2 separate regions of the Homo sapiens genome follow, and region 2 is linked to region 1. A link is a contact called in ENCODE Hi-C or POLR2A ChIA-PET data. All regions are on one chromosome and are shown on one strand. The core of a region is the stretch at or near the end of the contact, and the rest is flanking DNA. Distances in the headings are between cores, read along the strand shown. Region 1 holds the start of LINC02888 (long intergenic non-protein coding RNA 2888). Region 2 overlaps LINC02888 (long intergenic non-protein coding RNA 2888).

What was found. Hi-C counts contacts between places; a loop is a spot of excess contacts on that map. ChIA-PET counts read pairs that join two places held with the same protein, here RNA polymerase II (POLR2A). Pooled maps may share reads with other maps.
Region 2: a loop to region 1 is called in a map of PC-9, with 4 times the contacts of the local background. The contact joins the enhancer-like site here to the promoter of LINC02888 in region 1. A Hi-C loop is called at or near these places in 8 of 168 maps with a recorded cell type or tissue (CD14-positive monocyte, Calu3, IMR-90 and 4 more), 11 of 37 single-sample maps with no recorded cell type and 8 of 50 pooled maps. POLR2A ChIA-PET finds 5 or more read pairs at or near these places in 5 of 52 experiments (GM12878, MCF 10A, PC-9 and 2 more).

Annotation. Positions count from the first base shown.
Region 1 is chr7:17,373,623-17,376,185 of GRCh38, forward strand. LINC02888 (long intergenic non-protein coding RNA 2888) reads left to right here and starts at 1,295. Exons shown (of 3, transcript NR_110015.1): 1 at 1,295-1,433.
Region 2 is chr7:17,407,398-17,409,960 of GRCh38, forward strand. All of the region lies in intron 1 of LINC02888 (long intergenic non-protein coding RNA 2888), which reads left to right. Among named protein-coding and RNA genes, the nearest start is that of LINC02888, 34 kb to the left of the region's middle. Within about 2 kb of position 1,279, at least 4 of the 41 ENCODE cell types and tissues checked have a DNase peak (open chromatin) inside an H3K27ac peak, as active enhancers do; they include CD14-positive monocyte, PC-3 and PC-9, where a contact is called at or near this core.

The DNA of each region.
Region 1 (2,563 bases), core at 45-2,544:
GCCGCCGCGCCCAACCGCAAAGTGCACTTTAAATACAGTTGTATTTATCTTCCAACAGGTATAAAAACCATTATAAACTATATAATGAATTGGCTCTACCAGTTTATTCAATAAATATTTAAACAGTTATTAAGATGGTAATTATATACTTTGAAGGAAACGTAATAATGGATTTTATCCTTGAGGCTAAAAAGCACTTGTGGGGCTTTTGGTCTCCTCCTCTTGAGGAAATTTGTGACTGTTTTTAACCACTACAGTTCAGCAGAAATTATGCAAAATAATTGTCCAAAGTAGGGACAGAAAAAACCAAGAAGCTGAAAAGACCATGGATGTCAGGTGGAATAAACATTCACTCCCAGAGCCCCAAGCTGCCAGGTGAAAAGCCTAACTATCCTGAGGCTCAGAAGGTATGAGGAAGAGGCCATGCCGTGTGGAGAGCCCAGGTGTAAGGTGTTAAAGTTGACAGTCTCAGCTGCAGCCAGCCTTCAAGTCATTCCAGCCCAGGCAAGATCTATAAATGAAGAAGCCTCCAGATAATTCCTGCCCAGTACAATCAAGTCAGCTGGAGCTGCTACACTGTGGAGCACAGATAAACCACACCTGCCTTGCGATGTCCAAGTTTCTGACCCATAGAATCTGTGAGCATGATGAAATGGTGGTGTTACCTGCCGCTAGGTTTTGAGATGATTTGTTACATAGCAAAAATAATCAGAAGAGTCTTTCAAGGCTGACCACAAATTAATGTAATGTAATGTCAACGAAACTTTTTGTGTTAACACGGAATTGTGACTGAAGCCACAAAGCTGACAAAGTGAGGTGTTATAAGTGTATCAACTCTCATTAGAGCTGCCCAAAATAGGGCCAGCCAAGAGCAGCAGCACAATGGACCATTGTGCAATCACACCAGCCCCCAATGTATTTGACAGGACACTTATTTTGCAAATCTTCATTTATCGTTAAGTATAAACAGGTGTTTACCTCACCTTCAATGGTCAACAACCTAAGGTGACTTAAAAAAAAATACTGATACCAAGTCCCTCCCCAGATGGATTGAATCAGAGCTACTTAGGGTGGAGCCAAAAGGCTTGTTTTTTAAAGCTTCCCAGGTAATTCTAATATGTGTGTAGTCGGGTATGAGAACGATTGCAAGCAAAAGCAGCTGAGGGACGCTGTCCAAGGAGTAGGCTCAGTAGCACGAACTGCAAATACTTGAGAAGGGAAAAGTTCAGCCTTGTGCTGGAAAGTGGTTTAGCATGCTGGAGCTGGTTTTCTGCTTGGTAGCCCTACAACTTTGGCCCAACTACTTGGCCTCTGGGACTCAGATTCCTCCTCTTTAAAATGGTGCTAATAATAGCACCCACCCTCTGTGAGGAGGATGCTGTGAGGACAAAATGAGATCATCCACATAAGCCGTGAACCCTGTTCCTGGTAAGGTAAGTGCTCAGTAAATGAGCTGCTATTAGTACAAGGTTATGTTGGAAATTTATGATGAAGTACTGCCATATAATGAAGTTCTTTTTAGTTTTTCAAACATTTCATGAATGTACCTTATTTCAGCTATAGTTAGTATCCAAACAACTTTGCTAGATTGATCCACTTTTTATCAGATTTTTCTTGATATCAGGAAAAGCTGTGCTTTGCCTGAGCAACCACTTTTTCATTTTTTATTTTTTCTTAATTTGGATGCAATGAATCTTGCGGTCAATTTGTCTCTTTGCTTTGGCATTAGAAAACTAAACTGACCCAAATCTCATAACTGAATAAAACTGGCTATATTGGTCTCTCCTTGTTTTTTCCGTTCCTCCTTAAAACCTCAGCTTTGATTTTATACTTTCATGCAACATGTACATCTTTTTAGAAGGTGACTCAAGCACTTGGTAGGATGGGACCAAGGTAAGTTATCTGTATTAGGAGAGTTTTTCTATGATGAGGTCCAGACTAATAGGCAACTGGTTAATTGAAAAATGTGGTTAAAGCAGGGAGTCCTTAAAACATGTATACACACCTTAAATTTTTTTAACTTAAAACATACAAATGTGCATCTTTTAATTGATCTTTTGGTATACAGGTTGTTACAAGTCCTTGTCTTTAGAAAAGGATCTACTGCTAGAACTTGTCACTGTGTTTCTTGTATCTCCCACACCTGAAATTCATCAACTACTATAACCACTTTTTAAAATAGAATGAGAACTGAGACACTTTTAAAGAGTGTAGAATCTTCCTAGAATGTTAATATATTCCTCCCGAATCTTTAACAATTTTCTTGCCCACATCGAATTCAAAAACATTTTTAATTACTTCCATTGTCAAAATATTTTAATACTTTTAACCAAATTTTCATAGGAGCAGTAAATTTCTTGTTGCATTTCATTTGTAATATTTTTATTCTCAGGTTTGGGACAAATAAATTGAATCTCAGGACACAACTCAACTGGTGGAAACAAAAGAGCTTGAGGCTGTCCATTAGCCTATTTGTTGTGAATGTCCATGTTCTGTCACTTTGGTCTGTATGTTTTGGACAGAGTGGGGAGTTTTGTATAAGTGGTTGATATAGAAAAATAGC
Region 2 (2,563 bases), core at 29-2,528, 34 kb after region 1:
TGAGGAAGAAGTGACTATAAAGATGACTAGGCAGTTCTAATAAAAACTAAAAATAGGACATTCAGAAATGAAAATTACAGTACTTAAAATTAAAAATTCAATAGGTATACTGCTTAGCCTATTAGACATGACTGAAGATAGAATGACAAACCTAGACTATAAAGCTGAAGTAGTTGGCTCTAACAGAACACAGAGAAACAGAGGGAGTATAAAAGCAGTAGAGAGACATAAAAAATATTTGTAAGATACAACATATATCCAAATCAGAATTCCACAAAGAAATATCAGAGAAATGAAAGAGAGATAATTTCAGAGGGAAAATGTCTGAGCAATTCCAGAATTCCAGATGACATGAATCTTCAGATTTAGAAAGCAAAACAAATCCCAGTCTTCACTGAACTGTAGAACACCAGTGAAAAAGAACTTTTAAAAATCCAGAGAGAAAAACATTGCCTCCAAAGAAATATTTACAGTGATAGCTGAATTCTAAACAACAACAATGGAAACCAGTAAACTGTGAGATCATATTAAATCCATGAAAAAATGCTTATAGCTACATATCTAGAATTGTAAAATTGTATGTCATTTTTAGATTAAAAAAGATCAAGAGAGTCCTCACAAACATCTTTTCCCTACAGGAGCTTCTAAAATATATATTTCAGAAATAAGGAAAATGCTTTCAGAAAAACTGAGTTCAAGAAGAAAGGGTGAGCGAAAATAAAGTGGTAAATGTGAGTAAATCTAAACAAATGTTAAATATAATACTCAATAATAATGTCTAATTTTAGAGTATATTAATTTTTTATTGCTGTGTAACAAAGTACCACAAATTTAGTGGCTTAAAACAATACAAATTTATTGACCTTAAGTTTCCATGTGTCATGAGTCTGGGCACAGTTTAATTGGGTTCCCTGATCTGGTCTCACAGCCTGTGTTCTCACCTGGATGGCCACTGAGGAAGAATCCACTTCCAAGCTCATTCAGGTTGTTAGCAGAATTAATTTCCTTTAAGCTCTACACTGAGGGCCCAGACTTTTTGCTAGCTGTCAGCTGCAGGCAGGCCACCCCATCCCATAGACCTTCTCACAGTATGACAGCTATTTTCTTCAAGCCACCAAAAGGATTTCTCTCCAGGATGTATATGATAAGTAATTATTAAAGTGGCATCCTATCACTTCTATCATATAAAATAACTTAAGGGAGTGATGTCCCATTGTCTTTGCCGTATTTCATTGGTTAGAAGCAGGGCACAGGTTCTGTCCGCACTTAAGCAGAGAAAATTGTGCAAGGGCGTGACTCATAGGAGGTCACTTTAGGGCGTGCTCACCGCAGAGAAATTGGAGAAACAAAAACAAGACTAAGTCAGAAAGGTCATGCTCAGAGTTAAAGCATGCTAAAGTCCTTGTAGGAAGTGCAAATAGACACAGATTAATTATAAACTGTATTAAGCTGGAAAGGAAAGTACAAAATAAGATGGTAGGAATTAATCAAAATACATCAGCAATCTTAAAGACACAAAACATTTTTAAATAAAAGGGTAAAAAAATATATTGTGGCTATATTATTATCAGATAAAATAGACCTTCAAGTAAAAAAGCATAATTCGAGTTAGAGGATGACTACATAATGACAGAGTAACTCTCTAAATTACCATCTACCAAATTTCACAATTCAAAATTGTATATAGTAAATATTAGCAGAGATTCCTGAATCATCGTGTGTGCTTTTGAGACACAGTGCTTGGCAATTCAGAAGTTAAATAGACAAAATCAAAAACGTATCTTCTCACAAAAAAACAGTAATACATAAAAAATGTTAAGACCACAACATACTTGAACTAATTGCTGTACGTAGAATAAAGCATGAAACAATTAGAGACAACAGAATTAAGCACATGTGACACTGACCATATAAGTATATAAGAGCCACATAATAAACTATAAAACTAGTGTTAACCAATATGAAAGAAATATTTCATAATATGTGGGCCACGTTCTCTAATCACAATAAAGTTTAAAACCAGTGATGAAAACATTATGAAAAAGCTCATATATTTAGAAATTTAAAAACAAACTTCTAAATAATACATCAAAATAGCATTCAAATGGATATTAGAAAACGTTAGAACTAAACAATTATGAAAAATTCTATATATCAAAACATGGAATACAGATAAAATAGTGCAGAGAGAAGTTTATAGACTTTCAGAAGGGATGAAAATTAATAAAGTAATCATCAATGATTTAGAATAATATTGAAAAAATAAATCCAGAAAGCAGAAAAAGAAGATAACAAAAATAAAAGCAAAAATTAACAAAACATAAGAATATGGAAAATTAATGAAACTACCTCTGTTCTTTGAAGCAGTTAAAATCTAGATGTCTCTGACAAATTAAGAAAAAAGGGATAGATACAATATCGGCAAATCACAAGAAAACAACTTCAGAAGGACTAGAATGATAGCAGAATGTTATAGACAACTTTTAATTATAATGACAACTTGGATAAAATGGGCACATTTCTAGAAAGTTATATTTTGCAAAAATTGACTTATGAAAGAATT